Linked DNA regions of Mus musculus: regions 1 and 2 are each linked to region 3. A link is a contact called in ENCODE Hi-C or POLR2A ChIA-PET data. All regions are on one chromosome and are shown on one strand. The core of a region is the stretch at or near the end of the contact, and the rest is flanking DNA. Distances in the headings are between cores, read along the strand shown.

The links. Hi-C counts contacts between places; a loop is a spot of excess contacts on that map. ChIA-PET counts read pairs that join two places held with the same protein, here RNA polymerase II (POLR2A).
Region 1: a map of heart shows a loop between it and region 3 (2.2-fold over the local background). The contact joins the promoter of 4933405L10Rik here to the promoter of Gfod2 in region 3. A Hi-C loop is called at or near these places in 6 of 37 maps with a recorded cell type or tissue (heart and mouse trophoblast stem cell). POLR2A ChIA-PET finds 5 or more read pairs at or near these places in 4 of 5 experiments (Patski and embryonic stem cell).
Region 2: a loop to region 3 is called in a map of CH12.LX, with 2.0 times the contacts of the local background. The contact joins the enhancer-like site here to the promoter of Gfod2 in region 3. A Hi-C loop is called at or near these places in 1 of 37 maps with a recorded cell type or tissue (CH12.LX). POLR2A ChIA-PET finds 5 or more read pairs at or near these places in 3 of 5 experiments (Patski and embryonic stem cell).

What each region holds. Positions count from the first base shown.
Region 1 is chr8:105,707,005-105,709,704 of GRCm38, forward strand. 4933405L10Rik (RIKEN cDNA 4933405L10 gene) reads left to right here and starts at 1,285. Exons shown (of 4, transcript NM_027655.2): 1 at 1,285-1,511; 2 at 1,792-2,009; 3 at 2,396-2,580; 4 at 2,657-2,700. The coding sequence starts at 1,428. It overlaps Enkd1 (enkurin domain containing 1), which reads right to left and starts at 1,204. Exons shown (of 8, transcript NM_198299.2): 1 at 1,153-1,204; 2 at 820-919; 3 at 545-739. The coding sequence starts at 904.
Region 2 is chr8:105,798,073-105,800,983 of GRCm38, forward strand. All of the region lies in intron 3 of Ranbp10 (RAN binding protein 10), which reads right to left. Among named protein-coding and RNA genes, the nearest start is that of Ranbp10, 28 kb to the right of the region's middle. Within about 2 kb of position 1,544, at least 1 of the 3 ENCODE cell types and tissues checked has a DNase peak (open chromatin) inside an H3K27ac peak, as active enhancers do.
Region 3 is chr8:105,757,182-105,759,881 of GRCm38, forward strand. Gfod2 (glucose-fructose oxidoreductase domain containing 2) reads right to left here and starts at 1,426. Exons shown (of 3, transcript NM_027469.5): 1 at 1,273-1,426.

The DNA of each region.
Region 1 (2,700 bases), core at 35-2,534, 50 kb before region 3:
TTATCTTCTACATTTTATGATTTAGCATACCATTAATCACCGTGTATATTATACACATGGCCTGTCTTGTTCATTGCCTCCAACTGTGACTCCCATACTCCCCCCGCCAATTTTTTTTAAATTCACACATCCCAATTGTAGCCCCTCTACTCCCAGTCCTGCCTGTGCCAAATCCCCCCCCCCCCATTACCCCTTTCTCTTCTCCTCAGAGAAGGGGAAGCCTCCCTTGGATACTACCCTACCCTGGGACGACTCCCATACTTTTTAACCCCGTTTTCCTAACAGCTACAGGGTTTGGCACAAAGTAGGCACTAAGTAAACAATGCTCCATCAAGGTGTGAAAGCTTGAAGCGAGGGCTTTCTGCAGAAGGATAGACTCTGATCCTGCCAGGAGGTATTGTATTTTGCCCTTCTTTTATGCTAGAGAAACTAAGACCCAGAAAAGAACATTAACTGCATGGGCTCAAGGCAATTAAGAAGCACCCTATTTTAATCTCTGCTTTTGACCTAAGAATGCCTCAATACCCCGTCTGCAAGGACTTACTCTTAGGAGAGACCCCCGAACCGAGGGAGATGCACCCCAGTTGCAGCAGCACGTCCCCCACGCCTCGCTGGCCACGCTCTAGGATCTCTCGGGCTTCAGGCCTGATGCGAGGGCCACGAGGAGGACTGGAGTCCAGGTCCCGACCTGAAGTCAGCAGGTCCAGCTTCAACGCGTTTCCTTCCAGGCGTCCTTGGGCTGAGGAGCAAGACGCGGTGGAAAGCCGTGCTCAGGGGTGGGGCGGGGTACTCGCCCCGCCGAGGCACCCCGCAACTCACCCGAGGCCGGCCGCCGGTAGTAGTCCGGGCAGAGAGTGGGGTCTGGGGGGATGGGTCCAGAGATGCGGGACGGGCCCTCGCACATGATCCTACCGCAGCCCTGCAACAGTGCACCAGGGCCTGTTGCGCTGCGCAACTTTCCCCTCTAATCCCTGTCGGGTGCTTCCACCCTCCACCCGAGCCCTGCATCCCCGCGGTAGCCCCCATCACCGAGCCCCACCCCTCGACGACCGCCCGTCTCTAGGCGCAGACTGTACCACCGCCCCGCGACTAGCCCACTGCCCAGAGGGGTTCGCCGCCCCTCCCCCGCCAAGCCCCAGCGAGGGCTCTCACTGGAGCAGTTTTACCGCCAACTGTTGCAAGCCGGTAGGAGTTGCTGTTGCTTGGCAACAAATGGCTTCCTGAGGTCAGGGGTCAAATGACTAAGGCGAACAGCCTTCTGGGGTTTGTAGTTCCAGATGAGGAGTGATTCTAAGTCTCGGGTCTCAACAGGAGCCTTACCTCTCAACCTGTCTCCCCTACCAGCACTGAGTACCAGTCCAGCCCCGCTCTGGGCCTGAGGTTTTCTCTGATCAACTGTCGAGGGATGCACTGATTCCTCATAGCCTATGGCCTCAGAAGGGGCCAAGAGGCAGCCAGAAACCCAGAATGGGGCAGCAGTAGGGTTAGCCCAGGTTGCAGAGAGCCTTGAGGTGACTTGGGCATTTCAAAGCTCGGGAGATGGAGGGGTAGGGCAGGAGAGGTGGGACTCTAGGTAACCCAACCCTCTAACTGCCAGGCCAAGCCCTACAAGTAGAGAGGCCTAAGCTGGTTACCTTCATATTTTGTGGCCAATATGTAGTTAGGAGACACCACCACCCCCCCAACCAAGGGAGATGTACTCCAATTGCAGCAGCTTTGGGCTTTGAATAACTGATCCCCACAATACTTTGCCTGGCCATCGGCTCCCAATGACCTATGTGTATCTTCTAGTGTCCAGGAACAGAAGAGTGTCTGGTGCCGGCACATGAGACCTGCAGGAGCCCAGGCGAAGACAAGTGTCCCGTGGGGCACAGCTTAGAGCCAGAGCTCCAGGAGGAAGGAATAAAGGTGGGAGAGGAAGGGCTCAATGCAGGGGTGGAAGCAGGAGAGGAGAGAGGACCCAAGCCTACGTCATCCATCGTGAGACCAGCTCATGGGCCCAAGAGAAAGTGAGAGGGCTTTCGGAGGGAAGGGCTGGGAAGGTGGGTCTTATGCCCGGAGATTCCTAAATCCCCATTCCTTCAAGGCAGAGATTCTTGTCTTTGACCAATACCCCTCACTCCCAACTCTAGAACTTGGGGGCTGGGGGGTTGGTATGGATTTGGGACTTCTAGATCTTGCAAGGAGACTGAGCTACCATAAATGCTGAGCCTCTACTGGGCTTGGAGCTTCACTGTCTAAGAAATGGACAGCTAACTAGCTCTAGTGGACAGGCAGGGGTAAGCCCTAGGCTCAAGATATAGGAACCAAAGACTGAAGCCTGCCTCTTTCAGGCCTCTTGTCCCAGGTTTGGGTTCCCCAGCCCTCCCAGGGCCAAGCACCATGTCCATCCTAGGTCAGAAGTTGAGCTGCCACCGGGGGTGCTGCAGAAGAAGGAGGAGCCAGAAGGCAGCCACAGTGAATCCTCACTGTCCTCGAAACAGCACAAAAAAGCCAAGAAACGCAAGAGTGGCGGGGCTCCTGTGCCGCCCGCTGTGGCCAGCGCATCCGCACCCGCCGCCGAGACCTTGGGGTTGGAGCGTGAGTGGCAGTCCCTGGGCTCTTCTCTTGTTTTCTTTGTCTTCTGAGGCTGACATGGCACAGCCTGGTGTTCTAGCCTTTGCTCTGCCTTGGGTTCTTGCAGGAAAAGCCCAGCGCCTG
Region 2 (2,911 bases), core at 294-2,793, 41 kb after region 3:
AGCCTGATCTATAACTTGAGTTCCAGGATAACCAGAACTATACTGAGAAACCCTGTCTTCAAAAACACAAATAAAAAAGTTAACAAAAAACAAAACAACAACAACAACAACAAAACAGCCGGGCAGTGGTGGTGCACACCTTTAATCCCAGCACTCGGGAGGCAGAGGCAGGCTGATTTCTGAGTTTGAGGCCAGCCTGGTCTACAAAGTGAGTTCCAGGACAGCCAGAGCTATACAGAGAAACCATCTCGAAAAACAAAACAAAAAACCCAAACAAACAAACAAAAAAGTTAAAATAAAAATTTGAGTCAGTGTCTCACATAGCTCTCATATAGCTCAGACTGCCTCAAAACTCACCAAAGAGCCAAGAAAACCCGAACTTTCTGACTGATTTGCTCCCTCCCAGCGAGCAAGGATTAGAGGCTGCATAACTATCCTCCATGTGTGGGCTTCTGCAGTGCCAGGGATTGAAACTTTACACGCCAGGTAAACACTCTGCCAAGTAAGTTGCAACCCCAAACTTCATTTTTACAAGCAATGGTCAGCAACTCTCTGGAGATAAACAAACAGCTTACAGTCCAACTGTCCACTGCTCTAAGCACTAGGGCTTGCTCAGTCACCTCCCAAAGAGCTAGCCGCTTCCATCTCTCCCCCAGGAATTCTGTCCAGGTCACTTCATGAAGTTCCGGGCCACTGAGACAGGTTCTAACTGGTCCCCTTGTAGCTGTTGCTGTCCTTCCAACCTGTACTGTGGCTTCCTCAAAACACCCAAGACAATCCACACGCCCTACTGGACCCTGCCAACCGTACAACCCAGTCCCACTGGCCTCCAGTCATCCTCTTACACCTCAGCAATTCTGTACCTCTTCTATCAGGATCTTTATTCTACCTACAGCTTTCTTCCCCATCTGACCTCCCCTTACCACGTGTCATCTCACAACCCTGGCCTGACTCATCCCGCCCTGATCAGTCCCTTCAAAGCACGGATGCCCAATGTGGGGTTCTCAACTACATGTTTCTCCCCTACTGGGCAAGTTTCACAGAAGGGGAGACTAGTTACCTCAGGGCTACACTCAGTGCCCATCACAGAGTATGTGCACGATGCATTATTGGGTTACAATGAATGAGACACCCCCCATAAAGCACCAAGAACAGACAGCCTAGAACACGAGGCCACTTGGTTATCTACAGCCCCAAGAGCAAAGGGCCTGGGGGGCGAGGGTCAAGGAAAATTCTGTTCACACAATGCTATAATGGAAACAAGGAAAGCTTCCCAAGCTTCCTGTGGAAACAGACCTGGTGCTGCTTCCCCAGAAGCTCCACAACAAAGGGAGCAAGGCAACTTGACACCCACAGCCTGTCTAGAGAAGACAGACCTCCAAGAAGATGAGGGCACGTGCCCTGACAAGTTTCCCTGCAACACTGGAAAAGCTAGCCCACAGGGGCCAACCTCTAGGGCCTCCTTGGCCCAGGATCAAGGGTGATCCTTTTCATTCTAGTGGCCTCTTTCAGGATGAAAGAGTATTGCTGCTACCACTTATAAATGCTGAAGCGGCAGCTTGACACTGACCCCACCCAGCAATTCCAGGCGAGTTGCCAGAACATGAGGAGGGAGGGCACCTAACTCCTCCAACCAGCCGGAGCGCTCAGTGCACCCCTCAGATCACAGTTCTTATCCATGCTGAAGGTATTTCTGTTTGTCTAAAACAGAGTTTCACTTACATAGCCCAAGCTGGCTTCAAGAGATCTTTCTCTCCTGAGATGAACGCAAGAGCCATCACACCTGACTATTTGTTTTTAAATTGAAGAGCAAAATTTTTGTTTGTTTATTTGTTTGTTTTGGTTTTGGTTTTTTTTTTTTTTTTTTTTCCGAGGCAGTGTTTCTCTGTGTAGTCCTGGCTGTCCTGGAACTCACTCTGTAGACCAGGCTGGCCTCGAACTCAGAAATCCGCCTGCCTGCCTCTGCCTCACAAGTGCCGAGATTAAAGGCGTGCGCCACCACCGCCCGGCAAAGTGCATTTTACTAAAGGGCCTAAGCTGGTTGAGAACTCACAAGCTTCCAGCCTCCGGTTCCTGACAGATGTGTGCCAGCACACCCAGCCCTGGTGAGGTTCTTGTACTTTCCTGTGACTCCCCACGGGTACCTGGATATCCATGGCTCCCCAGAAAGAAGTGACTAAGCCCCACTTTCTAGTCCTCCCTCCGTATTGAGCATAATCCATACACCCATCTCCAGGTGACCTGCAAACAAAAGCACAAAAGGCCCTTACCACATGTTAGGGGCAAACCCCACACTCACAAACCCAACAAGCTTTGATTTCTCACCCAAACAACCCTCAAAACAAAACAAAAATGACTTTCTCTAAAATGTACTGACTCGTAGGTGGTTTGCTTTGCTTTGCTTTGCTTTGTTGTTTCACATTGTCTTGTTTCTATGTGTGTGGTGGATTGGAAGAAGGGATGTATGTTGTAGCGAGATTTCCCTACCTGTGGGTTCTTCTTCCCTCCACCCTTTTTCTCCCACCTTTCAACCCCTTAAACCTAGATAAGAGAGAAAAAAGGATATGGAGAAAAGAAAGAGATCCCTGAATAAAGTCGGGGTCAGGAAGGGGGGCTATTGTTAGACTTCCTGCTGATTAGGGGCGTTGAGTTCCTTGGGGCAAGTTTGATCTTTACAGTCAGGATATCTAATTTCTTCTTGTTGTTTCTTCTTTTTGCACCACTACTTAAACTACAACCGACAGCAACCAACAACCCACCAACTGACTCTGCCTCTCAAGGCTCTAGCATTTATATGCCCTCTGAAAAGTCCCCAGAATTCCAAATGTCACAGTCACAGTACTATCTCCAGCTGGCAAAAATCACTAGGCAAATCATAGTCACCTGCTGCGGACAATCTGAAGCAGTCCAT
Region 3 (2,700 bases), core at 176-2,675:
CTAGTCCTAAAGAGTTAATTTTCTCGATTTCTGTAAAATGGGTGTCCTGCAGCTTTTGTGTTCTCTGGTGTAGTTTTTCAGGAGGAAGTGAGTTTCCTATCACAAACAAATCTAGCTTCCCCTACTCAAAGACAATCATCTTCTCTTTACCACTTCATATCATACGGGCTGTTTCTTTCAACTGAATGGTCTTCCATTAAGAAGTCTTTGTGCGCGGGCAGTGGTGGCACACGCCTTTAATCTCAGCACTCAGGAGGCAGAGGCAGGTGGATTTCTGAGTTCGAGGCCAGCCTGGTCTACAGAGTGAGTTCCAGGACAGCCCGGGCTACACAGAGAAACCCTGTCTCGAGGGGGGAAAAAATAAAAAAGTCTTTGTGGCCACAAATCATAAAGTTAGTGCTGCGGCCGGTTTTCATTTCTTTCTCATGTACTCTTTACTTAGCAGGACACTGGGAGCAAGGAACATAAGTGTAAGATAACTTCCTTGCTGTCTATCCAACGCAATTTTATACCTTTACATTTCCGTCCTGTTCTTTAGATTCTGAGGCAGTCCGGAAGGCAAACTGTCCTCATGGCCATTCACCAATGCCCATCTCTCCAGGCATGTCTTTCCTCACCAGGGCTGTAATAAAGCCCTGACAGAAACACCTCATCTCATCTTTTGTTTCCACAAGTCCATCCGTTTGTTTGTTTGTTTGTTTCCTGAGCTACAAAAGCAGGCCATGGCCAACCAGGCACTCAGGCAGGGCTGGCAGGGTAAATCAAATGCTTCTAGGATGTTCCTTTTTCAAGCTTTTACCTGAACACCAGTTTCTTACATACTTTCTGCCTCAAGTGCAATCTCATTTTTCAATAGCTAGTAAGGCGACGAGTCCTTTGTCTGAAGTGTCCACACCTCACAAATCCTCATCCACAAAGCGCCCATCCTCACTCAGGTAATGGGGTGATCTGCTCCGCAATGGGCGGGGTAGCCTAGGGTTTCACATCTTTATGGGGATGGGTTAGGTTCAAGCAAGATCCTTACAGGATCCAAAATTCTGCGTCCGAATGTAGCAGGTCCCATCTCCGAGGTGGAGAAAACGAACCTCGGAGCGACCTCGTACTCAATGCCGTGCACACACTGGCATTTAGCACAGCCCTCCTCCAGCCAGGGCCCCCGCGTATACTCGCTTCCAACCTCCGGAGCCGGGCGGCGGCAGAGGCCGGGCCAGCGCCCGCTCCCGGCCGCGCCATGCCCTCTTTCACCCTCGCCCGCCGCCGGCTGCCTCTCACCTGGCATGCTGGCATTGCCCGCCCAGAGCTGCACGAGAGACCATGGATCCGGAGGGGTTTCCGAGGCCGTCCGCCTGCCCTGAGGGAGGCTAGTGCGGATGCGCGCGCGCCGGAATCCAAAGCACCGATACCGGGAACACGCCGCCTGGTTTCTAAGGAACAGGGGTCTCTGGTACGGAGGGGCGGGGCGGCAGGAGGACAGCGCATGCTCAGTGATGGGAGGTGGACCCGCGGGAGGCGGGGCCGGGATGAAGAGCTGCGCATGCTCGCGCCTTGGGGGTGGTGCTTGGGAAACCTTCAGGGAGCCTATTGCTGTCAAGTTTTCGGTGGTAGATGTGTTGATGGTAGCTGTGCTTCCAGCTTCGGGCGCTCTCAGATTTGCCAACCGGCCTCAAGAATGTAGATAGATGCTTTAGAGTGTTTCCTGGAATGAAGGTCTCGACAACGACCTATGTAGAAGCACAGGTATCTCCAACTGGTCGGATTTCTTTTTTGTTCGTTTTTTTTTTTTTTTTTTTTTAGTTTGTTTGTTTGTTTTTTGTTTTTTTTTCGAGACAGTGTTTCTCTGTATAGCCCTGGCTGTCCTGGAACTCACTTGTAGACCAGGCTAGCCTCGAACTCAGAAATCCGCCTGCCTCTGCCTCTTCCTCTGCCTCCCAAGTGCTGGGATTAAAGGTGTGCGCCACCATGCCGGGCCTGGTCAGATTTCTTGACAGGAAAGATTGGCTTTCGTGTTTGCTCAGGTGTCTGGTCTCTTTCTCTGGGTGTTCTTTAGTTGTTCTTTAAACGTCGTTTCTCTTTTAGGCTGTAATCTGAAGTTCCCCTGACCTCCTTATGGAGCCTGTGTTCTCCCAGGGAAATACATCTTGTAATGAGGTCAGCCTTAGTTTTACAGTGAAGCCGGTTGACTTCAGTGTGAAATTGGCTCTGTAGAATGTGACTGGGTTGGTTTTTTGTTTATGTATGTGTGTGGGAAGACTCTCTTGGTTACTTCTTAGTTGCAAAAAGGGAGGCTCCCAGTCCTCATCCCACAGCAAGCTGGAGAGATAGACTATGCCTGCTGACCTGAGGGGGTTCTGTGACCCTTTATCAGTTGTAGGACTTGCCACCATTACCACTTTGTCTCTACCCCTGGCAACTTCCAGAGTGAAACAAAATCTTAACTTTGAATCCTCTTCTTCAAATGGGCCTTTGTCTCCTGTCCATTGGAGACAAAGGATCAGAGTTAAAAATAAAAAGTGGATGTGCTGGGCTGGAGAGGTGGCTCAGTGGTTAAGAACACTGACTGCTCTTGCAGAAGACCAGGGTTCAGTTCCCAGCAACCACATGGTGGCTCACAGCCATCTGTAATGGGATCTGATACACTCTTCTGGTGTGTCTGAAGACAACAACAATGTACTTGTATAAATAAAAATATCTTTTTTAAAA